Linked DNA regions of Mus musculus: all the other regions are linked to region 4. Evidence: chromatin loops called from intact Hi-C (ENCODE). Cell type or tissue: heart. All regions are shown on one strand. Region 1 has its middle 7.3 kb from the start of Gm32031. Region 2 holds the start of Spty2d1 (SPT2 chromatin protein domain containing 1). Region 3 holds the start of Ldha (lactate dehydrogenase A). Region 4 holds the start of Hps5 (HPS5, biogenesis of lysosomal organelles complex 2 subunit 2). Region 5 overlaps Tsg101 (tumor susceptibility gene 101).

Evidence for each region. Peaks named below come from ENCODE experiments on the same cell type or tissue, not always from the same donor. Only the 100,000 strongest peaks of a DNase experiment are listed, where the experiment ranks them.
Region 1: it touches region 4 in a loop (5-fold over the local background); 11 of 42 quality-filtered maps call a loop at or near these places.
Region 2: a loop joins it to region 4, with 15 times the contacts of the local background. A loop is called at or near these places in 11 of 42 quality-filtered maps.
Region 3: it touches region 4 in a loop (6-fold over the local background); 15 of 42 quality-filtered maps call a loop at or near these places.
Region 5: a loop joins it to region 4, with 2.0 times the contacts of the local background. A loop is called at or near these places in 12 of 42 quality-filtered maps.

Annotation. Positions count from the first base shown.
Region 1 is chr7:47,013,318-47,018,317 of GRCm38, reverse strand. No RefSeq gene overlaps it. Among named protein-coding and RNA genes, the nearest start is that of Gm32031, 7.3 kb to the right of the region's middle. In heart, CTCF peaks have their summits at 2,326 (motif pointing right) and 4,250 (motif pointing right); DNase peaks (open chromatin) are centred at 2,427 and 3,547; H3K4me3 peaks cover 422 bases; H3K27ac peaks cover 1,913 bases.
Region 2 is chr7:47,005,949-47,010,948 of GRCm38, reverse strand. It overlaps Spty2d1 (SPT2 chromatin protein domain containing 1), which reads left to right and starts at 2,535. Exons shown (of 6, transcript NM_175318.4): 1 at 2,535-2,874. The coding sequence starts at 2,815. It overlaps Gm32031 (predicted gene, 32031), which reads right to left and starts at 2,395. Exons shown (of 2, transcript NR_166573.1): 1 at 2,356-2,395; 2 at 1,941-2,225. In heart, a CTCF peak has its summit at 2,990 (motif pointing left); DNase peaks (open chromatin) are centred at 2,498 and 3,448; H3K4me3 peaks cover 3,202 bases; H3K27ac peaks cover 2,199 bases.
Region 3 is chr7:46,844,641-46,849,640 of GRCm38, reverse strand. It overlaps Ldha (lactate dehydrogenase A), which reads right to left and starts at 3,837. Exons shown (of 8, transcript NM_010699.2): 1 at 3,724-3,837; 2 at 1,896-2,045; 3 at 551-668. The coding sequence starts at 2,021. In heart, a CTCF peak has its summit at 2,448; DNase peaks (open chromatin) are centred at 2,930, 3,100 and 3,830; H3K4me3 peaks cover 3,206 bases; H3K27ac peaks cover 2,840 bases.
Region 4 is chr7:46,793,269-46,798,268 of GRCm38, reverse strand. It overlaps Hps5 (HPS5, biogenesis of lysosomal organelles complex 2 subunit 2), which reads left to right and starts at 2,388. Exons shown (of 23, transcript NM_001005247.2): 1 at 2,388-2,841. It overlaps Gtf2h1 (general transcription factor II H, polypeptide 1), which reads right to left and starts at 2,175. Exons shown (of 15, transcript NM_008186.4): 1 at 1,981-2,175. In heart, no CTCF peak of the experiment used is centred here; DNase peaks (open chromatin) are centred at 2,188 and 2,518; H3K4me3 peaks cover 2,629 bases; H3K27ac peaks cover 1,545 bases.
Region 5 is chr7:46,900,192-46,905,191 of GRCm38, reverse strand. Tsg101 (tumor susceptibility gene 101) reads left to right here. Exons shown (of 10, transcript NM_021884.4): 6 at 1,604-1,670; 7 at 4,074-4,165. Among named protein-coding and RNA genes, the nearest start is that of Tsg101, 17 kb to the left of the region's middle. In heart, no CTCF peak of the experiment used is centred here; no DNase peak of the experiment used is centred here.

The sequences.
Region 1 (5,000 bases), 220 kb before region 4:
TGAAATTCACAAAGAAGCAATAAAAAAAGGAAAAAAGCATGTCTTGCATGTCTTTTACATACATGCATACCTTAGTTAACTGAATCCGCTTGCAGTAGCTAACCATGTAAGTCAACTCTCCCTTTTGGCCAGTAGAAAGTAGACTGGGGGTGTAGCTAGACACTTGCCTAACATGTTGATTCAATCCTCAACACCACAAAATAAACAAGTAAGCAAATAAAAACCACAAGGCCTGGGGGTATGGTGGCATAGCCTGGATAGCTCAGGGTGAGGGGCTAAGGCCCACAAGACTTTCTGAGAGAGGGAGTTGGGAGGAAGGCAACAAACCAGTCTAAGTCTTTTATTGTCTCCTTTCGTCAGTTCATCCTCCCTGTGTTTTTGTTGGAGGTTGCGTGTGTGGTAACCCCGTGATTCTGAGGGCCTGGTGCACACTGGGTTGTTAGTGTAGTATCCCCCGTACTAGGGACAAGTGCTAGACCTTGAAGCTCTTTGCAGACCCAGGCTCTGTTGAAGAGTCTTTTCTTTTCTTTTCTTTTCTTTTCTTTTCTTTTCTTTTTTAGATGTATTTATTTATTGTATGAGAGTACACTGTTGCTGTCTTCAGACACACCAGAAGAGGGCATCAGATCCCATTACAGATGGTTATGAGCCGCCATGTGGTTGCTGGGAATTGAACTCAGGACCTCAGGAAGAGCAGTCAGTGCTCTTAACCGCTGAGCCATCCCTCCAGCCCTGAAGATACTTTTCCAAAAAGGACTTTATGTATATGAGTGTTTGGCCAGTGTGTAAGCGCTCTGTGCATGCCTGGTGCTCCCAGAGGTCAGAAGAGGGCAACAGAGCCCATGAAACTGTCATCACAGATGGTTATACGCCACCACGTGGGCTCTGGGAACTGAAACGGGCTCCTCTACAAGAGCAGCAAGTGCTCTTAGCCAATAAGCTCTCTCTCCGGTCCCGCTTGGAGATGTTTTTATCCCTACACCCTTCTTTTCTTCTGTCCTTTTTCACTTCACAAAAACAGTTATGAGCCCTTAGAAGCCAGGTGAGGTGTGTGGTATTTGCCTGTAAGCCAATACTAGGGAGGTAGAATCAGGAGGGTCAGGAGTTCAAGGTTACCCAAAGTCAACCTTTGTCACACAGTGAGTTAAAGACTAGGAGGGTCTCTACACGAGACCCTTTCTTTAAAAAAAGAAAGGAAGGAAGGAAGGAAGGAAGAAAGAAAAGAAAAGAAATAAAATAAAATTTAAAAAAGCCAACACTCCTAAAATTCCTCCAGAATAATGGATATAGATCTGTCACTTTCTCTTAGTTTTTGTACTGCTGTTTTGTTAGGGGTGTTGTGTTTTCTTTTTCAGAGTCTCACAGTGTCTCTCAGGCTGGCCTGAACCAGGCTAATTTTAACTCATAGAGATTCATCTGTCTCGGAGGCCTGGGATCACAGGTGTGACCTGCTGATTGATACATTTTAAAGTGTCTGCCCCAGCACCTCACAGAATGAGTGTTCAGTAGTCTTGATTGGTCCTATCGCTGTGAGAATACCTAGGTTCTTTCACTATCATTTTGAGGATGTCCAGGTCATTTCTAGTTCTTTTTTTTTTTTAAGATTTATTTATTTATTTATTTATCACATGTAAGTACACTGTAGCTGTCTTCAGACACTCCAGGAAGAGGGAGTCAGATCTCATTACGGGTGGTTGTGAGCCACCATGTGGTTGCTGGGATTTGAACTTCGGACCTTCGGAAAAGCAGTCCGGTGCTCTTACCCCACTGAGCCATCTCACCAGCCCTATTTCTAGTTCTTAGCCATGACGAGTAATTCTGTGGTATTGTCCTGGTTAGTTTTGTGTCAACTTGACACAGGCTGGAGTTATCACAGAGAAAGGAGCTTCAGTTGAGGAAATGCCTCCACGAGATCCAACTATAAAGCATTTTCTCAATTAGTGATCAAGGGGGAAAGGCCCCTTGTGGGTGGGACCATCCCTGGGCTGGTAGTCTTGGGTTCTATAAGAGAGCAGGCTGAGCAAGCCAGGGGAAGCAAACCAGTAAGAAGCCATGCATCATGGCCTCTGCATCAGCTCCTGCTTCCTGACCTGCTTGAGTTCCAGTCCTGACATCTTTTGGTGATCAACAGCAATATGGAAAGTGTAAGCTGAATAAACCCTTTCCTCCCCAACTGCTTCTTGGTCATGATGTTTGTGCAGGAATAGAAACCCTGACTAAGACAGTTACCAATTTATTGTCTCAGCTCCAAATTTACCCTTTTTGACTGCTCCATGGAAAACAGTTCTAGGCCCTTTAAATATTTTTCCTTTGCAGTGATGGAGTTCTGTCATTAGAGGGCAGCAGAGAAACATGGAAAGAACAGGTACTCTATGTCCTAGAGCCTCTGTGCGCCCCGCCCCGTCCCCCAACCCTGGACAGGCTCCATTCTTGCCTCTGGGGCCCCAGGCTCCTGCTGTGTGAGACTGTGTGCTGAGCCAGCTTCAGGCTCCTCCCACTCTCACCCTCTGGCAGCCCTGCAGGAACTACGATAAGACGGCCCCCAGCACCCTAGGAGGCAGACAGCAAGTTTCACCAGGCAGATTTCCAGCAAGTTCCACAGATCTGTTACCCAGTGACCCATAATCCCATCATCTGCAAGAAGGTCTGAATCTCAACTGTAGAGACAGGGAATTCTTTCCTGGATGTTATTTCAGAGAGCTGGTGGTGAGCTTCTGTGGACATGTTGGAGACTTCCATCACTGGGCCAGCAGACAGGACTGTCTGTGGGACTCTCTGACTACACCTTAGCCAGGGAGCCACAGGTCCCAACGAGAGACCCTCTCTCAAAAGCCAAGTTGTAGCACATGAGGGACCCATGGACACATGAGAGGGAACTTTCAAGAACTCTTCTTACTAAGCAATCCCTCATTACTCAAAGCCCATATACTACATAATTCTTTCACATTAAACTACCTCGCTCCAATATCAAAAGTTGAGTGGGTCACCGTGAATGTTCCTGCCCTCCTGAGAGCATCCAAGTTATTTCCAGGGTTTTGCTGAAACACCGAAGCCTGCAGTAAATATTGTACACACATCCTTGTGTGCTACTGGGTTTTATGTCAGTGGAGTGTCCTCCGTTTCAATGGCTGCTGCACGGGTATCAAAACTTCAACTGCTTCACAATAAACTAAAAAAGTGTCCACAGACCGTGACCTGCCCCGCCCATCTTCCTTGCCTTATGCTTAGTCAATCTTCTTGCCTTTTAGTTGAGGTGGGAAAACATTGTGTCACTTCCTGGCCTCTGGCCCTTTAGTTTAACGAAAATATCTTAGTTGTCTTTCTTCTTCTCCCCCTCCCCCTCCCCCCCCCCCCGCCCCCTTCTCCTCCTCCTTCTCCTTCTTTTTATTTATTTTTTTTTATGTTTATTTTATTTTTGAGGCAGGGTATCATTATGGAGCCCTGGCTGGCCTCAAAGGCCAGCAGAGCCGTCTGCCTCTCACTTGACCCTTATGAGCAGTTACTTTTCTAGACTTCCTCTTTTATGAGTCATTTGGGTCAGGTCCCACAATGACCTCACTTAGCATTAAGAGGCCTGTCTCCAAGAACATTCATGCCGGAGATTAGACTCTTTTGGAGGGGGCATGGGAAGAACACAGTCAGAAGGACCTTACTTAACATGTGTACAAACAAGCAGTATACATGTAATTTCTTTTTTGTTTGTATGATTGTTTTGAGACAGTCTCATCTGTAGCCCAGGCTGGCCCTAATTTTATTTTATTTTTTTAAATCCTCCTGCCTCAGCTTTAAAACTGCTAATACGATTAATCAGGTGTAGTGGTACATGCCTTTAATTAATTTAATTAACTAATTAATTTAATTCCAGCACTCAGGGGGTGGGGGGACGGTGGAGTTCCAAGCCAGCCTGGTCTTCCAGGATAGCCAGGGCTACACTGAGACCCTGTCTGGGGGGCCTGAGGAGTGCTAGGCTTTCAGGCTCTATCAGAAGCCCGTATCTTAATATATAAGCCACAGACACAAAATTATAGTTATAAATAAACATATTTGTATATATAAGGGGGGGGGGCGCCTGGAGCACACTGGGTTATTTGTAGTACTCCCAATTAAACCTCGGGCCTGGTGCACCCTGGGCGAGTGCTACTTATTCATTTCTTGTATAACTGTATACTTGTATACCAAGAAAGGAGTATAACTTCTTGTTATACAAGTAATGACTTGTATATTTCTTTTTTTTAATTTTTTAATTTTTTTATTTAATGTATGTAAGTACACTGTTGCTGTCTTCAGACACACCAGAAGAGGGCATCAGATCTCATTACAGATCGCTGTAAGACATCATGTGCTTGCTGGGAATTGAACTCTTAACCACCAAGCCATCTCTCCAGCCCCTACTTGTATATTTCTTAAATAAGAGCGTTCTTAACTGACCTGTAAGGAAAAGCCCTTGTTCTACCCCCAAAGGGCAGATCAGCTTGAGAAGAGGATGACTGAACTCCTGACCCTCTGCTTCCCCTTCAAAGCCTTGAGACTACAGGTGGGTCACTCATCCCATCACTGTACTTTGAGACAGGGTCTTGCGCTTTCTGGGCTGACCTCCACTGGAAGCCTTCAGCTAGGCAAGCTTCCACACCCCTGGGATTGGAGGAGTTTCTGGCCATCTCTCTTTGCCTTCCTCCCAGCAGCCCTGAGGTGCCCCTCCCTAACTGCACACCTCTCTCGTTTCTTCATCTCCAACCAGCTTAAAGCACACACACCTGCTTCCCCTCGCAGTTCATTAACGCGAGTCCTCTCTTCTTCTTTCACCATCTGCTGAAGCCTCTTTGAAAGTGGTGTGCCAGGGTGAGGTTACTGAACTATGCAGAAATGATGCTGAGTCGGCTGAGCCCATAGGGCCAGCCCTGCTCTGCCCTGCCCTGCCCTGCCCTGCCCTGCCTCTCACTAACCAAAACAGAAGCTCCACCACAGCAACTCTGAGGACCAAAGGATGTGTTTCTTGTGAA
Region 2 (5,000 bases), 210 kb before region 4:
TCTTTGTGTGTTTTGGGGGATCACCAACATTTCCCTGGCACAACAATCTTATTTCTTGTTTGTTTGTTTGTTTGTTTGTTTTTTCAGACAGGGTTTCTCTGTATAGCCCTGGCTGTCCTGGAACTCACTTTGTAGACCAGGCTGGCCTCGAACTCAGAAATCCGCCTACCTCTGCCTCCCAAGTGCTGGGATTAAAGGCATGAGTCACCACTGCCCAGCTAACAATCTTATTTCTTATCACCGTAAATATACCTGCTAAGTCCTTGATTCAATCTGTACTCACGTTCCAACTGCAACTCTATTAAATTCTAATTTTGCCAGCTGAAGTATAGGAGACCCAACTAAATCCAATTTCAGAAGCATAAGAAAGGTTTTAACTGCCATTTATTTGCAAACTCTAGCAACGCTCCACTCTGCACTTTCCTTAATCAGTGGTTACTACTTTCTGTGTTATAGTTACTCATGATCAATCTGCTGAATTAATTGTTTCTCCTTGTAAAGGTAGTGTAACGGTTGTCAACTTGACTATATCTGGAATGAACTACAATCCAGAATTGGAGGGCTCACCTGTGATCCAGATCTTGAAGCTGGAAGACACAAGTTTCTGACCTGGATCTTGGCAAGGAAATTTCTGAGTTCAAGGTCAGCCTGGGGCAAAGCAAGTCCCAGATCCAGGCTTGGTGGTACACACACACCTTTAATCTGGGCCACACCTTACGTTGGACCACACCTTATGCAAGGCCACACCTTATGCTGGAGCCTATATAAGGACACTGGAAGAAGGAAGAATCACTTTTTTTTTTGCCTTAACTTACTTGCTAGGAGATCTGTTGGAACTTCCACAGAAGACCAGCCAAGACGACTAGCCTTGTGGGACTAAGTACTAGATTCTTGGACTTCCCATTCATAGTTGGCCATCGTTGGACTACAAACTGTAAATAATCACAATAAATTCCCTCACTATAGAGACATTTCATAAGTTCTGTGACTCTAAAGAACCCTGACTAATACAGATAGGGGTTCTGCCATTCCCTTACTCCTGACTGAATTACCACAAGCAGCGGCAGTAATTTAACATTAGCTACTGTGCATGTTCTCTCTCTCTCTCTCTCTCTCTCTCTCTCTCTGACACACACGCATGCGTGTGCGCGCGCACACACACACACACACACACACACACACGCACACACACATATACGCATGCTCATTACTACTATATAGTTACTGACAGTTTCATGGGTACACATTTACAGCAGCTCAGATGAGCTAATTTAACATGGAAGAGACATGCCCTGTTTAGTAGTGCACAACTAAGTTCTGGTATTCTATGGAGCCCTTACTAATATACAGGCAAAAACACTCACACACAAAAATGTATATACGTATGTATTAAAAAGCATCTATAAGTACAAAAAAAGTATCTATAAAAGGAATATTATGTTGAGTTAGGGGCGGGTTCTTAAGATATCTGAGGCTGAGGAAGAGAAAAATTTCTACACTGCCAGCCAGTGATGGTGCATGCCTTTAATCCTTGCACTTGGGAAGCAGAGGCGGGTGGAACTCTGTGAGTGTGAGGCTAGCCTAGTCAACAGAGTAATTTCAGTACAGCCAGAGCTACACAGACAAACCTTGTCTAGGAAAGGAAAGGAAAGGAAAGGAAAGGAAAGGAAAGGAAAGGAAAGGAAAGGAAAGGAAAGGAAATTTAAAATTCTAGGGGGAAGGCAGGCTTCATCTTGGTCTTTTACTCAGCCTGAAGTGGAGCCATTCCAATACAGGCGCTCACATCATCACAGAATAAGGTCTATTGTATACACTCACCCTTTCAGCTGTACAAAAAATAGTAAATAATGCAGCCACCCCCACAGTCCAGTTTAGGGGTATTTCCATCACACCAAACCGGTCCGTAGCCCATTCCCACCCCCAGACTCAGGTATACCTAGTTATTCACGTCTACTTTATTGAGTCGAAATGACCAAATTCAAGATAACGCAAAAGAAAGTCAGGCTAGACTCCCAATGAATGCACTATATTCTGCAGTGCGTCAGAGTCAAGTTCTGCTTGGCATGTGACGAAGGTCTTCGCTCTTTCCCTAGGTTTTTAAAAGAACATCAGGTGCCTCCAGGAGATAACTGGCGTCCCAGGGACAGGATTCTTGTGCGCATGCGTAGCTTCGGGGCTCCAGCGAAACGAAACCGAGATCCCTTGCTCCAGACCTGTCGCACCAGCTGTTGGAATACCGTCATTTGGAATCTGTACATCCACGCGTGACACCTACAGAGCCCAGCTCTAGAAGGGGGTCGGGTCTCTCTTCTTCTCCACCCCCCCCCCTCCCACCCCACCCTCCCCGGATCTCACACTGAAACCCTCTCTCGCCGCGAAGATCCTCGGGCTGACCGCTCTCCCCGCCCCCTTTAGCCACACCCCTAAACTGCCATTTTGCGTCTGATTGGCTAGTAAAAGCCTCAGTCCCACCCATTTGAGCCAACGCCAACGGCCACGTACCCGTTTTCCGTGTCTTATCTCCGAAAGCGGAAGTTGCGCAAATACTTGCGAGCGCTGCGGAGGCGCTGAGCGTGTGTGTGTGAGTGTGTGTGTGTATGTGTGTATACATACACACACATACTTCGTATTCGGCGGCAGCGCGGGGGCGGTACACGGCATTAGAAGGCGCCGGAAGTGTCGGTGTCGAGGGGCGGCGAGAGAAGGGCCACCAAGGCAAGCCAGTCAGTAGCGCTTAGGCTCAGCGAGAGGCAAGACTCGCATCCACCGCGTCCCGAGTCCCCGGCCCAGCCGGGCTTTTCTCTTCGGCCAGACATGGACTTCAGGGAAATCCTCTTGATCGCTTCCAAAGGACAAGGTGTCAACCACGTACCGGTGAGTCCCCGGGGTTGCTGTAGGAAACCCGGGCGTCAAGTTCGTGTGTGGTGGGTGGAACTTCTCGGGGAGCGTCTGTCGGCCTCGGGAAAGCCTGAACTACGCACGCCCTCTTCTGGAGTTTTAGCGGAGGTGTGGGTACACGGGAGCTGGGGATGGAAAAGGGAGCGCTTTCTTGGGGTCGCTTTCGCCAGCTCCTGTGCCCTGAAAAGTAGGCTTTGCGGCTTTCGGTGTTTTTAAGAGTTGCGCAAAGTCGGGGGGGATAAGCCGCGCCTGACTGAATACTGTGTAGCATTAGTAGCGCCTGGCGTCGAATAAACTTCAGCCCCTAAATTGAGGACCAGTATAGTCAGGAAACTCGGGGACTTTTAAGAACTTTAAGGACTTGTCCTGATAGCCTTTGGGTCTTTTAGCGGGTCGAATACGGATTTCCAGGTGAACGTTTTGTGATTTCTTGAAAGCGTTCTCCGGTTCGTGGCCCCACCCACTGAACCAAAGATGGTATCACCTGCCAAGGAGGTATCTTCTGTTGGAAAGAGTTCAGGGCTTTGCAGGAAATCCATAGCCAACTGTGAGGTGATCATGTGGGCTGCGGGTGTGCTGGTAGACCTTTTATTTGCCGTATGTCCCTTGGATCTATCGGTTCCCTGTGCGAACGGATTGGGCAAAGCCTTTTTCAGCTTTCATTTCCTAGTGGGCTTCCAGATTTTTAGGTTCCGTTTGCTCAGTAAATGTGTGAGTTTGATAGTATTTTCAGAGGTAAATACTGAAGTGGTCCCACATCTGCTTTCTGGGGTTATAGCTGTTTTGCATAAACTACTCATTTCTGGATCACCAGAAGGTACCCACAGAACAGCTGTAAACCGATATATCGCAATGTGATACCCGAGATTTAATCTGTGAAGTGTCCAACTTAAAAGAACCTTCTAGAGTCAATCAGTTGGAATTTGCGATCTCACTTGGATTCTGCATTTCCTAATTTTGTATGTTGCAGTATTTTTTCCTATCTTGTCACTTCCTGTCAAATCCAGCCTATTTTTTAACCCTTGAGTATATCTACCTAAATTAATGAGTAAACGTAGTTATATTTGTATGCATGCACACACACACACACACACACACACATATATGTCCCACCCTGATAATAATCACTCAATAAGATTCTGCTAAGCCACATCTCATCAGCCTTGCAGGTTTTGCTGTGGGCACAAGCCTTTATGCATTTGTACTTTATGCATTTGTAGATTATCTAGTCACATTACTGTTAGATATCATAATCATGTTTGCATAATTTGGTCTGTATTTTATCTTAAATTTTCTTGAATCTCGAGAAAAGTTTAAAAGAAAAACAAAAAAACAAAAACAGATACTAGCTTTAGTGCCCAAGAATTGTCTTGTGGAAGAATCAGAACCCAGATTTAGAAAGCCAATATCTGGTTGGGTGTAATGGCTCATACCTTTAATACCAGCACTCACAGAGGCAGGAGGATCTTGTGAGTCCAAAGCCAGCTTGGTCTACACCAGGACAGTCAGGGCTAAGGAGAGAGACCCTGTCTCAAAAAACTAAAAAAAAAGAAGGGAGAGAGAGAGAGAATGAGAATGAATGAATTAGAGAGAGAGAATGAGAATGAATGAATTAGAGAGAGAATGAGAATGAATGAATTAGAGAGAGAGAGAATGAGAATGAATGAATTACTAAAAGCCAAAGCTTCTGGGAAAAGGGCAGACAGATCATCCTAGAGCAGAAAAATTTTAAATGCGTGATACTTAGAGAGTACGTGTATTGGTTGCTTTGTGATTGTACTCTGTGAAGTGATTTACATTTATAAACCATCCTTCCCTCCCCTAAAAGAGAGAGTAAACTTAGAGGTTTGGCTCAGTGTGCATCCTTAACTTCTTTATCTTTTACACGGAATGAAAGCCATAAAAAAGAAATCAATTGGAATAAAACAAGGTAAATAGTGTTAAATTTAATCCATGATCTTGCTTAATCTGACCCATCTATCCAGCTTAATTTTATCAGCTCAGGATAATTTGAACGCTGATTAAACACAGAGTATTAACAAATTCCCATGTCCCGTGCTTTATATTTAATATACATCAACACAGGTTGTATTACATGTGTG
Region 3 (5,000 bases), 51 kb before region 4:
CCACACCCTGCATTCTGTCCATTTGCTTTCATTACACACTTAATTGTTGCCAAGAGCCCAGCCACAGGACAGCTGATCCAGAGAGCTGCCTAGCAGGCAGGAGGTCAGACTTTCAACCGTGGGTTCCTGGCTCACGCCAATGAAGTGTAAAAGGTCAAGCCAAGAACATCTACTGGGCAGGCCCTGGGGGCAAGTCCTCAGCTGTTTTATATGTGACACAGGGCAGCAAGGTTGGGGCTGTCACTCTGCAGTGAGAGCTTGGGCCTGGCGGGTACACGGCCCCAGGATCCATCCTAGCCTTGAAACACACTTGAAACAAATAATGTAAATTTGGAGCTTACTCATGTCCTAATTCAGAGAATTTCCATATATGTGCAAATTAGGTTTCCACTTAAAATCCTCTGCTAGCGATCAAAGCTTTGATAACGTACTGAGAACCAGTGCATAAGTAAGCCAAGGTCCTCCTGTCTTTGAAAGAGCTATAGAGATGGAGGTTCAGGCCCGAGGAGGAACTTAAGTCTGACAGCAAGAGAACCTGGCCACAACCAACCTTTGCTGGAGACAATTTTTGGTGTTTTAAGGAAGAGGCTGCCATGCTGGAGATCCATCATCTCGCCCTTGAGTTTGTCTTCCATGACGTCAACAAGGGCAAGCTCATCCGCCAAGTCCTAAAAGACAAACGGTTTAGTTAAATGGGAAAATAATTCTGATTCTTCTCATTGCTCCCCAAAAGGCCCCGTGTCGTGTCTCTCCTGCAAGCCCTCCATTGGAGCCGGGCAATGTTGGCCAGTACCAAGGCTTCAAATAGGCCTAGGCAGGAAGCTCAGAGTAGACCATTGCTTAGCATGAGACCGTGCGGTGGGGGGAAGGAAGGACTCAATTAAAGAAGCAACACTCCAAGTCAGGAATATCGATGCATGCCCTTAATGGCAGTCAAGTCTCCAAGAAGGAGAAAAACAAACAAACAAACAAACAACTACTTATAGACAGGAGCCCTGTCTTAGTTAATACCTGCAGAATAATAGTATTCTGCAAAGCTAGGTGTGATGTTGCAGACGTATAAACCAACACCCAGGAAGATTGTTCCAAGTTTAAGGCTAGTTTGGACTACATATGAATCAAGAACATTGACTTACCCTGCCTCAAAGTGTTTTCTAATTCAGTGATAAAGTTGTAACTAATTAAATTTTAGCCCTATGATTGATAAGAAAATTAGATCCGAGATGGCTTGGGGGTGTGTGTGTGAAATCAGCTCCTGCATTCGTCTGCTGAGCTGAATTTCATCTCCAGAACCCATAAGGCAAGCGAGAACCAAAAATTTACCCTCTCACATGGGTGTGCTCAGTTATTTTTCCAAAGGAAAATTATATACCCCAGGAAACAGTGGGATTTGAATAGAAGTTCAAGACAACCTATTCAGTAGGATTTTAATTTTTAATCAATATGCACATATAAATTCCAATTCAAAAATCACTTTAGATTTGGGTATATAGGTCAATGGTTACCTAGCATGTTGGAGGCCCTAGGTTCATGTAACTGAGAAAGTAGAAGAAAAGGTATATACTTTGACGCTGTTACTTTGGTGGTTTATTTTATTTTATTTTATTTTATTTTTGGAGACAGCCCTGGCTGTCCTGGAACTCACTTTGTAGACCAGGCTGGCCTCGAACTCAGAAATCCACCTGCCTCTGCCTCGCAAGTGCGAGGATTAAAGGCGCCCGGCTGTCAGTTACTTTGGATAATCCCTTTCTTGTGTATCATTATGTTGCAAAATGTTTCACAGATGACTGAGTGTGTGCAAACCTTGATAGTTTTACATACAATGTGACAATGTAGGGATGTCCTCTCCCCCACACCCCACCCATAGGCTTGGGCCATGAAGGATCTCCACTTACCTTCATTAAGATACTGATGGCACAAGCCATGCCAACAGCACCAACCCCAACAACTGTAATCTTGTTCTGGGGAGCCTGCTCTTCCTTAAGAAGATTCACAATCAGCTGGTCCTTGAGGGTTGCCATCTTGGACTTTGAATCTTTTGAGACCTAAGGGGTATACACCGTGTGTCATTGTAACCTGCCCAAGGTATACTCACCAAGTCCCTGTATTTAAAAAAAAAAAAAAAAAAACGCTGACTTTGCTACCTTTGGACTCCTTTTCCATTAAGTGACAATGTGACAAAGAACAGAAGTGGAAAACCAAGAATAGCCAGCGCCAGGGTGTGGTCTGGCTCTCACCAGGAAGGCTCTCACCTTGAAATGGAAAAATAATACCGAGGTCTCCGTGTACGTGTAGCCGCCTGAGGACTTACTCATCTTGATGAACCCCAAAAGGGGATGGTATCTCCTCTTATATGGTTAGAAAGCTGCCCTCCCGCTCTTCTCCCATCACCCAGAGCCCTACAGCAAGTAGAGCGCCAAGTTGCTCCAGGAAGTACCAAAAATCAAGAGCAGAGGGCGCCAATAACGGCCACAAGGTGCGACCCCAAGGCATAGCAACGTGCTTAAGCCTGCGCACGCGCAAGCTTCCTTCCTAACCCCCCCACCCCCGCAAGAACCCAAGTTGTATGACCAGCCCAGATCCAGAAGACTGGCAGGCGGGGGAAGGCAGTGCGCGTGCGCAATTTCAGAATCAGGTGTCATATATATAGGTCTAGCGACTGCTGGCCATGGATGAGACCTCTGGCAGGCAGTTCGGCGTCAAAGTTTGGCCCTTACTAGAGCCCAAAGCACAAGCGCGGTGAAGTGGAGCTGGCAGCCACCTTAGCCTGGTGCCAGAGTGAGATCTCAAATGCCACTAACAGGATTAGGGCCTTCACCCACCAGGGCGGGGCCTCATTACCCAGGATGTGGCCGCTAAGGGAAATTTCTTCAGTTCCAAAATGGGGATACAATTGCGGAGGGCCTGAGGCCTGGAGCCCACTCCCACCCCCGCGATGGCCACCTTTCCCAGCAAGCACCATGTCTATTTTTGAAATCGTTCCAAAGTGCAAAAGGACTGGACAAGATCTCTGGGCAAGCAGCCTAGGGCCATCAAGCAGGAATCCGGTCTCCTTACAACCGCTGCTATTTCTAGACAGCCTTGTGAGGTCTCTGCTGACTGGGGGCAGGGCGTGGGGCTCTTCCCTCAGAGAATCTACTTCACGCAAACCTCAAGTCTGTGCTCTATTAGGACAGGGTGCCTCTACTTCCCACCTACGACCCGATGGGTGTCGCAGGCCTCTCAGCTACAGGTTTCCTCCTTCCGTCTAGGGTGCAGAGGAAGGACTGCGACTCTTCCCGCTTCCTCTCCGCACGCAGCGCGCTTAGCACGATCCCCAGTCACACCAGGAGCGAGCCTCTTAACAAAATGCGTTTAGGGCAAGAGCGCCCTATAATCTGCAGGAAACAACCACTCCACCGAGCCCACGCAAAGGAAAATGCAAACCGCACGGCTGCTCCGAAGCACCCGCCCCGGACGTGCCAAGGCTTTTTCGGCCCCCATGGGCTCGAGTTACGGGAGCTCAAGTTTCGCACCGCTCCCTCGCCCCCGTTCGGTGGCTCCCAACCTTCAGGCCAGCCACCCCTTAGTCCTCTTTACACGGGTCTCGCCGCCCCAGGCTGGGTGGGGCCGCCTGCTCAGTTCCCCAAAGCACAGTAGCCCACGCGTGCCCAAATCTGAACACCCTGCACCTCCACCCCGGATAGGGACCCCCTGTGCCGGCAGCGTGGGGCCCAACCGTACCGCTAGTGCACGATGGGGGGGCGACTGGCGAGGAGAAGCAGCGTGGCCCGAGCTCGGCGACAGTGGCTCCAGCACGCAGAGCAGCACGCGGGCGGGGCCTTAAATGGAAGCTCCGCGCTGACGTCAGAGTGGGAGCCCAGCGGACGTGCGGGAACCCACGTGTAGGCTGGGCCGGGGGCGGGCGTCCAGCCGGGCTAGGCGCCACCGAGACCGGGGCGGCGCGCGCAGCACGATGTCCCTGCAAGAGTGGCTCCACGTGTGCTGCGACACCCCAAAGAAAGGCCAACCCGACATGCTCCTCAGCCTCAGAAGCAGGAGCCCGAAATGCATCGATCCTCCGCCTCCTTCACCGGAAAACTTGTGAGACTCAGAAAAAACCCTGGTCACTTTCTTCATTGCTGTTCCCGGCGCCGGGAACAACTCCTGGCAAGCAACAGGCCTTCAGTAAATATTGTGTGAAAGCACATGCCAGCACCGTGCCGGTCTATCCGCCATAGCAGCCTATCAGATGGGCCTTTCTCCTGCCCCACTTCCATCTCCCAAACCATGGGGGGAGGGGGGTGCGGCTCAGCTTCTGATGGCTTGCCAGCTTACATCCATATCTGCCCTCTCCCATGCCATCCCGCAGGCATTTGTGTTTAGCCTTACCAAGGAGTATCAGGGCCCTTGCTTGTTTTCACACACCCCCTCTGCCTTTAAACGTCTTTCTAGAGGTCTCATTAAGCTGTGAGGCCAGTTCCTGTTCCTCTCCCAGCTCCCGATCAACCGTATGTGAATCTTAAGGTACTCCACCACTGATAGGATGTGAAATGGAGTTTGCAACTGCTTTGATTTCCTTAGTGATGGGAAGAACTGTGACTTTCAACCCTGCTCACCCATCTCCCCGGAAGGGATGTGTTCACTGCAGATTAAGGTCTATTACAGTCTTGAGCAAGATTTGAACAAGCTGGTTGCAGGGTGCTGGATATGCAGGGATCATGTGAGAGGGAATGAAGCTCACAGCCCCCCCTTATTTTCGCTTGTCTGTATCCCTTGTGATCTCTTTTATAACAAACAACAGGCTAGGAGTGTGGCCAGGACAGGGACACTTGTCTTGCATACACCAAGGCCTGAGTCCCTCAGCAGAGCGCAAATTTAAAAAAATTAAAAAGTCAAACAGTTGGACCTGGAGAGATGGCTCTGCCATTAATATCACAAAAGCTTGTAACTCCAGATCCAGAGGTTCCAATACCCTCTTGACCTTCATAGAGTCTCTCTCCCCCTATATATAGTTAAAA
Region 4 (5,000 bases):
CAGGTCAACCTGGTCTACAGATTGAGGTCTAGGATAGCCAAGGCTGCACTGCACAGAGAAACCCTCTCTTAAAAACCAAAAACCAAAACAAAACAACAAAACAAAACAAACAAAAAACCCCAATAGAACAAAACCAAAACAACAAAACAAAAAACAAGAGAATAAATAGAATTTTAGGGTTGGGGGCTGGAAAGATGGCTGAGTGGTTGAGAGTGCCAACTGCTCTTCCAGAGATTCTGAGTTCAGTTCCCAGCAACCACATGGTGGCTCATGCCCATCTGTATGGGATCTGATGCCCTCTTCTGGTGTGTCTAAAGAGAACAATGGTGTACTTATATACATAAAATAAGGAAATCTAAAAAAAAAAAACAATATTAGGGTTGATAATTTTGGCTTAGTGGTTTTCAAAATGTTTTTAGGTGTCCTTAAAAACCAAAAAAAAAAAAAAAAAAAAGGGCCTGTGCCATGAACTCCCAGCTTCGATGTAGTTTTATGTTGGAATTCCAGGCATAAATTCATGGAAGAAATGTTTCATGTCTTTAAAATGTTTGAAAATCACTGGGGCTGGAGCAATGACTCAGCCATTAAGAGCACCGGCTACTCTCCCAAAGGACCCAAGGTTCAATTCTAGCACCCACATGGCCATTCACAACTATACTTCCAGTTCTAGGGGATCTGACACCACCATAGAAACCCACAGGTAGACAGAACACCAATATACAGTAGTAAAATCAACCAACTTAAAAAAAAAAGGAAATCACAAGTCTAGGGTTAGGTGTGGTAGTGTACACCTTTAATCTTACCATTCAAGAATCAGAGGCAATCGATCCCTGTGAGTTCAAGGCCAGTCAGGGCTGTTATACAGAGAAAACCTGTGTGGGAAATGGAGGGTCAGGAGAGGAAGGAAAGGAAGTCACAAGGCTAGATATTGAGAATATTGATTGGAGCCAAGCCCTTAGTGTGCTTCAAGCCAGTTTTCTGTACCCAGGCCTGCATGCTTACCAAGCAATTTACATTGGGCTCTACCTACAGTCCTGTTTTTTTTTTTTGCCAGTTCTGGAAATGAAACCCAGGATCTTACAGGTGCCTAGCAAGAACTCTTAGCTTTAAGCTGCATTCCTAACTCAGAAACCTGTTTTACCATATTTTAAACTGGTGTCTTTAAATGGACAACATCAAAAGACAGAAAGCCAAACCAACCAAACAAAAGCCAACAACGAAGAACAAAAACAAGCAAACAAAAATCCCAAATTAAACTGTGTATACGTTGAGGACACAACTTCCGGAGATCGGTTCTCCCTCCACCACGTGGGTCCCAGAGATGGAACTCAGGTTTGGCAGCAAGCACCTTTACCAGTTGAGCCATTTCACTGTAGCCCTGGGCATACGTTTTAACATCTTTTCCCCACCCTTGTTTTGCAGATGGTAAAATAGACATGTGAGGTCAACTTCACATGAATTTAGTTTCTAAGAACACTGGAGAATTTATAAAAATAATCACATACTTCCATGTATTGATGGTTCACTTTACACTACATGACTGTCAAACTGGTCATAGCTAGAACTGGGTGCGTGGCTCAAGTTTTAATAACAGTTTGAAGAGCAGGATGACAGGTGGAAGCAAGAAGGCACGAGGACACCAAGGTTAGAGGACTTCTTTAACAGGAAAAGAAAGCCTCTCCCGGGCAGGCTCCCTAACGGGAAGGGCCTCGGTGTCTCGGAGAAGCCTCACTTCCTTCGTTCTCAGGTGAGTCTGATCCTTCCAGTCCCTCCCAGCGGAAGAACCTAATGCCTTCGGGCAGTAGATTAAGGGTCAGGGCACCTCCTTCCCATTCCGGGAGAAGAAAGGCAAACCACACAGCCAGCCTGTAGTGTCGTGGAGACGACTACAGCGAAGGGCTCGATCCGCCTGGCCCCGCGCCCCCGGGGCCTGTCAGACCCTCCACGCCCGCCCAACCCCATTCTTCGGTCTCAACTTACCAGGTGGGAGCTACGGTCTCTGGTCTGGGGCGCGGGAAGCGCGTCCCGTCGGATCTGCCTCCGCCGCGCTTCTCACAGCCGCTGCACGGAGGAGGCTGAACCCCTGCGGCCGCAGCCGTCGCCACCGCCTCTGTTGCCGGGGGGTCTCGCCTCCATCGCTGGCTGCGAGGGCGCTGAGGGCACGTGACCGGAAACGCCGGGGCGGGCCTCCGGAGCACGTGACCACCACCGCGGCCGCCATGACACCTTCCGCTAGCTCCCGCCCTCCCCCACCGATTCCCGCCTGTTTCGCTTCTCCTCCTCCGGTCTCGAGCGGCGGAGAGTTTCGGGGATTCGGCTTGGCTCGCCTTTCTCCCTAGAGAGCATCCGGTCCGGCTCCGTGGTGCGTCGTCGGCCCGAGGCGGCTCCCAGACTGCAGGCCGCAGGGAGCGGAATCGCGACCCGCGGCTGGAGGGGGAGGGAGCACGCGCGGGGAGGGGCGTGATCGTCACGTGACGAGGAAGTGCCGTTAACAGCGCTTTCCTCCGGTCCCTGGCGCCCCTGGATGACGTTGCCAGGGAGGGGGCGGGGTGACAGGGTGTGTGAGGTTCAGGTTCCGCTGTCAAGGGGTGTTGAGTGTCTGTGGAGCCTGCTCGGTGAAAGCGATCGCTGGTCTCTGGGGGGGGCGGAACTCGGCCCGCTAGTCAGCCTGAGGTTCTGTGAACCTGGCTTGGAAAACCTGCTTCCTGGACTTCTCCAGAGTGACAGCTGCGGTTTAAAGTCATAAAAGTTAGCTGTGATTGACGGGAGCTCCTTGTGGTCAGGGACTTGGTCTGCTGCGCATCCTTCATCTCCAGCAGCGCCTCCAGGGCCTAGAACACGGTAGGCACTTAGAACGTTGAATGAATGAATGCATGCAAGCATGAGCGAGTCGTTAAGTTTTCTGAGGTAGAGTTTCCTGATCATTATTGGATAAGGAAGTTCCTATTGTGGAAATAAAGTCTATTAACTCCCCTTTGCATAATTTCTTCAATCGTTGTTACTTTGCGTCTTTCGAGCCTTTCCTTCCACGCACCTTGTGGGATTAGATACACCATGGTTTGCTTTGGCTTTGTGAGCAGCAATCACTGTCTACCACTCTTGAATTATAAAAATAATCTTGGGAAGTGAGAAAGATGTTTCGATCTCACATAAATTCTACTTTCATTTATTATTGGGGGAGAAGGTGGCATGGCACCGCAGTTTTTTTGTTTGTTTGTTTTGTTTCTGTTTTTTTTGTTTGTTTGTTTTGTTTCTGTTTTTTTGTTTTGTTTTGTTTTGTTTTCTCGAGACAGGGTTTCTCTGTGTAGCCCCGGCTGTCCTGGGACTCACTCTATATACTTGACTGGCCTGGAACTCAGAAATCTGCCTGTCTCTGCCTCCCAAGTGCTGGAATTAAAGGTGTGCTCCACCACTGCCCGGTTGACACCTCAGCTTTTTGTAATTGGTTCTCTCCTATCTTTCTGTGAGTTCTTGGGCCCCTGGGATCACCAAGCATAGCAATAAACCATTTCTTGGGCCCTCCTCTTCCTCCTCCACGTTTGCCTTTATCATTATTATTATTATTATTATTTTTAGCATTGTGACCCTTGGGAAAGCCAACCTTTTAAAAAGATGGTAGATGTTCACTGATTTGCCATCTTCTAAGAAGCTAGCATTTTAAAGTTTTTTCTTCCTAGTAGCACACAGAGGTAATGTTTAAGCTCAGTTTTTTAGAAAACTTATTGGTTGAGAATATTTAATGAACCGCATAATTAAGGCTCCAGAAATTCACATTTATGGACAGAAGAAGGAAGGGAAGAGTTCAGGATAGCTGAATAATAGGGTAAGATGGGAGAGGAAGCTTAGAAAAGAAGAGATGAGATCACATTTGCTTTTAACGAGTACTAGCTAGAAGTCAGTTTTAAGTCTCCTCTATTCAGAATGTCAAGAGAGAGGTTTCTTCTTCCCACAGATTTCCTGGGTAGTAGGAAGGCTTGACTTTCACTGACTTATCACTCCTTACTTTAACATCTCTGTATCCTAGCATCTGCCCATACACTTTACAGAAACTGTACAAACTCCTCATTAAATCCTTCCGTGACTCTGTGACCTACTGTCTTGGGTTTAGGTTCCTTGGTTTAGAGTTGGAAGTGTTTTGTACCTTGAGCCCAAATTTGCATTTTATATTTAACCGAGGACTAAAGTCCAAGGTGGGTAATTCTAAACCGCATCCAGCACTTTTGCTGTCTCAGCTCTGCCAGCTGCCTTTCCCTCCCTCCTAACAAACGCTGGCCTGGGAGTATTTCTTTAGGAAGTTTTCTTTGACTTGCTGTTATCCTTTAGGAGAATTGTATGTGTGTTTGTACACATGTATGGTGTTGGTGACTTTCTTTTTGACTAGAATTGATTTCCAGAATTCTTTTATTTATCCTCATGATTACGCTTATTATTTTACTAACTACTCAATAAAATAAGTGACTAAAAATTAGTTTTCTTGGATAAGGAATTGTTAAATATTTTGAATGTTGTCATGCTAAATTTTTTGGGGGGGTGGTTTTACTTATTTATTTATTTAGACTTGTTTCAGAATACAATTCTTGCAGAGGTCAAGCTGTAATAAGAATATGTTACTAGCAGAGAATAAAGCTGTATTATATGTATATAATTTAAAAAGTCACGTTGAAGGACAGGGGCACAGTCAGTGATAGGAGACATGCCCAGTATGTAAAGATCTTGGGTTTTATTCTCTAACACCAAAAATAAGGAAAACAAACCTCCACATGTTTCTGAATGCTTTCCCAAGGGCAGCTGTGCTCTGAGAAGATGAGGGCTTTGTTTCCCCCTCTGTTATCTCTAGAACAATGCCCAGCATATGAGTGATGCTCAGTATGTATTGCCTGAATGAATGTGCTTCTAAAATAGTGTCAAAAACATAAATCATAGAAAAACCAGATGCTTTTGAATTTTTCCATGTATCTGTTTGCTTTAGAATCAATCTTTCTTTCTTTCTTTCTTTCTTT
Region 5 (5,000 bases), 110 kb before region 4:
CCTTACACCTTGTGTGTGCGTGTCTGTCTGTCTGTCTTGCTCTGTTTTGTCTCTTAACTATGGAGCCATCTCTCCGGGCCCTGAAATGACACATTTTTAAGGAAAGGAAAATAATTTATGGTTATGAGAAAATTACAACTCAGAGATGGTGCTTTATATATTGGAGAAGCCAGCATGGAAGTGAGTGATAGTGACTACGTGTGTTGCTAATATGTAACAGCAGACTCACTTTGTTTAAGAGATATTAAAAAATGTCAACTGTGCTTCCTACTTAGAAAGTGTCTATGTGTGTGGAATGGAGTTATAAGATTTGGGGAGTTTTTGTTGTTTTAGTTTTGTTTGTTTTTTTAATGAAATACTGAATTTCTTCATTGTTCTTAGGAAAAAGTATTCTAGCATCTACCATAAATCCTAAGAAGTCTGTAAACCCTGAAGTGTTAGGCTGATAAAGGCTTCCAAATCTGCTGTTGATAGCAGCCCAGCGTACTTCTCCCACTCGCTTGTGCTCTGTCACTAGAAGGTTATTCTTGAAAGGTTCTGTGCCTTTTTCTTCAGGCTTCATCTGTCATACCTCTACTTGATCACTCTACCTTGAACCTTAACCTTAAGAGGCTTACTCTGCCTCTTAGATTTAAAATTAGCTCTTTTCCTGGGTAATCCCATAGATAGCACTCTGCTTGCCCTGCCAGCTCCCACTCTGACTCTTTAGCCCCCCAGCTGGATTCCAAGCAACATGTGGCCAAGGATTCCTTCTCTTCTTCTTATCCTCTTCTCTTCTCTTCTCTTCTCTTCTCTTCTCTTCTCTTTCCTTCTCTCTTCTCCTCTCTTCTCTCCCTTCCCCTTTCCTTGTCTATCTCTTCCCAACCCCCCACCATCACCACCAAATTCCTAATTCCTGTCATATAAAAGACAATAAAACATTTATTTATTGACTTAAGTGTTGATTCACCATTGATCTAATGAGAAAAGTTGACTCTGAAGGCAAGACCCTTTCCATCCAGGCCAAAGTTAGCCTTTGGCACCACTGACCTTATAAGCTTCTAAAATGAATGAGGCATTCTTGAAGACTAATTGCTTTTAACTTTTTTCTCCTAATATTTCCAAGCTTTTGAAAGTCAATCTAGAGTGTGGATGTAAGTTTTGTGTAGGATTTCTTACCGTGATTTGGAGTCTTAAGTTCTAAACAAGCCAACAAAACCAGCTATGCAATTCAGTCAATCTGGTGTTAAATGTCCCAAGATTTCTTAGATGCAGAGGCGGCTACCCTCTAAGAAGCAGTCGTAGAGCAAATGAGGTCAGCATTACCTTCTCCTGTTACAGGTGAACTTGGGGCGGAAAAGCTTACCAGCTTGGCCTGTCTGCCAGTCAGTTCTTACTAGGATTTGCATGAGTGTTATTCACACTTAATGAGTTGAGAATTAAATGACTTCAAATTACTTATTCTTTAAAAAACAATCTAGGCCAGATGTTGGTTTTGTTTTGAGCCTGAGATTGGATTCTTGGTGTGAAATTCTGCTGTGGTTTGATAGTGGTTCATATTACTCTATAGCCTTTATATTCAGGACTATGCATATGACTTTCAAATGTTAAAAATTATTTTTAGCCTCCTACATGCCAGGCATGCCAAGTGGAATCTCTGCATATCCATCTGGATACCCTCCCAACCCCAGGTAATGAAAATCTATTAATTACATTTGTAATCAAAATAATGCTAACTGGGGAATTAAATAAATTTAGTTAGAATTCAGTGAGGTTGGTGTATTGATGTTTGTTTTTTGAGATAGGTATGGCTGAGTAGACTCACAGTCCTAGTTCAGCCTTGGTATTATAGATATGGATATAGATATAGATAGATATGATAGAAAGAGAGGAGAGAGAGAGAGGTATTGGTGTTTGTTTTTTGAGATAGGTATAATAGATATAGTTAGACAGACATATATGTATACAGCTGGGCATGGTGGCGCACGCCTTTGATCCCAGCACTTGGGAGGCAGAGGCAGGCGAATTTCTGAGTTCAAGGCCAGCCTGGTCTACATGGTGAGTTCCAGGACAGACAGGGCTACACAGAGAAACCCTGTCTCGAACCCTCCCCACCCCAAAAAACATACATATATATATATATACACACATACACACATATGCCTATATTCATATTATGTAGGTATGCTATTTTATACCATATTTGGCTTATTGGTGGGATTTTGAGATCAATATGTGCCCATAATTCCAAAGGAAGTATAGGTTGTCCAGAGAAATTCAGCTTTGTTTTATTTACAAGAGGAGGGATTGTGGGTAGGCTTCGTAATAACAGTAATCTTGATTGGTTTGGGGCCACTTGCTTTTTCCTTTTTAAGAAGTTTATAGGGCTGGAGAGATGGCTCAACGGTTAAAAGCACTGACTGCTCTTCTCAAAGGTCCCGAGTTCAAATCCCAGCAACCACATGGTGGCTCACAACCATCTGCAATGAGATCTGACGCCCTCTTCTGGTGTGTCTGAAGACAGCTACAGTGTACTTATATATAATAATAAATAAATCTTTAAAAAAAAAAAAAAGAAGTTTATAAAGGTTAGAAAAATGGCTCATTAATTTAAGAGCACTTTCTGCTTTTCCAAAGGGACCTGAATTTGACTCCTAGCACCCAGATTAGGAACTCTAGCTACAAAGGATCCAACATTCTCTTTTGTCTCCACTGGCACCCACACATATACACTTAAAGTAAAAATAATAGCTGAGTGTCAGCACTCCAGAGGCAGAAGCAAGTGGTTCTTTATAAATTCTAGACCAGCTAAGACTACATAGTAAGACCCTGTCTCAATAAATAAAATAAATACAAATAAATCTTTAAAAAGAAAATTTGGATTTTCTAGAATGGAAATTTAGGACTACTTATTAGAATACATGAATGACACAAACTATCCAAAACATTTTTTTTTTTTAAGATTTGCTTTCAGAGTGAACATTTAAGGTTACTAGTAGGACCCAGGTTGTCCTTAGGAATATTCTAGCAAGTTCTGCCTCTCTGAAAGTAATCTCATATAATCAGAGCCAAGCAAGACCATTTGACCTTTTACTACTTTGGTTTTCTTCTGATATAGGAGCTCGCACTTGTGTTGTTTTTAAAGATATATTTATTTTAACTTTTATGTGTATGAGTGTCTTTCTTATATGTATGTCTGTGCACCACATGCATGCCTGGTTCCTCACGAGCTCAGAAGAGGATAGTGAATCCTCTGAAACTGGAGTTGTGGACAGTTGTGTGGGTGCTAGAAATAGAGCCTTAGTCTTATGGGAGAACAACTGAGACATTTCTCCAGCTGGTCTGGAACTCACCAAAGCTGGGATTATAGGTGTGAGCTACCTGTTGGGCTCTGTTTTGTAGGTTGATTTGATTGAGTTTTCTGAGATACAGTCTTGCTATGTAGTCCAAATTGGCCTCATACTCTATTTTGAGACAATCCTTGTGGCTGTCCTAGAGTTTTCTGTATAGACCTATGCAGCTGGCCTCAAAATCACAGACATTCTCTACCTCTCCATGCTGAGTGTGGGAGTCAAAGCTGTGCACCACCAAACCTGGCTTTTTTCTCTCCTTCCTTCTTTCCTTCTCTCTCCTCTTTCTTTTTCTCTTTTAATGTATGTGAGTGGTTTTTTTGCTTGTATGAATCTGTGCACCACGTGCATACTTGGCATCCACAGAGGTCAGAAGAGGGTGTCAAATTCCCTTGGAGCTAGAATTACCGATGGCTATGAGCTAGCATGTGATGCTGGGAACCAAACCTGGGTCCTTTGCACGAGCAGCAAGCACCCTTACCCACTGAGCCATCTCTCCAGCCTCTGGCCTCATACTCAAATTTGCTTCTGCCTCCTTCCCAGATTGGAGGCACACACTGCCATGCTTGACCTTGACAGTCGATTTTCAAACCCAATGTAATTTCCATACACTGTTCCTTGAATAAACACTTTCTCTAAAACTTTATATTCATTATCTGGCAATATAATATGTCAGTCTTAACTCTCTCAGTGGGGTTCTCAGTAGTGTTGGGTCATCTTTACATTTGGTGTTCTTTTCTATAGTGGTTATCCTGGCTGTCCTTACCCACCTGCTGGCCCATACCCTGCCACAACAAGCTCACAGTACCCTTCCCAGCCTCCTGTGACCACTGTTGGTAAGTATAAGCATTTGTATTTTTCTTTATAAGTCAAGGTCTCCTGTTGTAAAACATGTATTTCATTTTTACATGTAAAATTTTAGAATATTCTATATTGGAAAGCTCTGGTGATCACTGTCTTGTAATGTTAAACTTGATGTGATTTAACATTATCTAAATGAGCCATTTAGAAGTCTAAAAATGTGGCTGATAACTCACGAACACTTTCCTGTTTGCCACACTCTTACTGGTGGATCTCACATGTTTGGAGTCACTAGGGCCTAAGGCCGCTGGAATAGTCCTAAAGACATAGCCCCAAAAGTAAGGTTGGGTACTACTAGCAAATCCTAGGGCCTTGTGGCCTAACTGTAGATCACACCCGGAGTTAGCATGAAAGGGTCAGTAAGATGGTGTCACACCCCAGGGGTGTTTGCTTTTTTGAGCTGTCTGACCCTGGAGGACTTGTGCAAAATTGGCCTGCAGAGGGCCTCCCTTTTGTCACTGCATCTGCCTTCTGTTTCCGGCTGCTTCTGCTTCTGCCTGAAGGGTTTCTCTACTGGAGCTTATGTCTTCTAACTCACACTGGGTTATCATTTCAGCCATTTCCTTTCTTGCCTTCTGGACTGCTGTCATTAGCACACAAAAACATTCCCTAAAACAGCCTTTGGAAGCGTCAGCTGCGCCTCCCTGTTTGCACTACCTCGTCTCCTCACAGCAAACTTCCTTGTGCCTATGGCCTTTCCTTGTTATCTTCACCCTTCTTGCCTTCCCACTATCATTCCTCTAAAACTGCTTCTGTCAGAGTCACAGTGACCTTTATGGGTTTAAATCCAGTGGCTGGTGACTGCTGTCT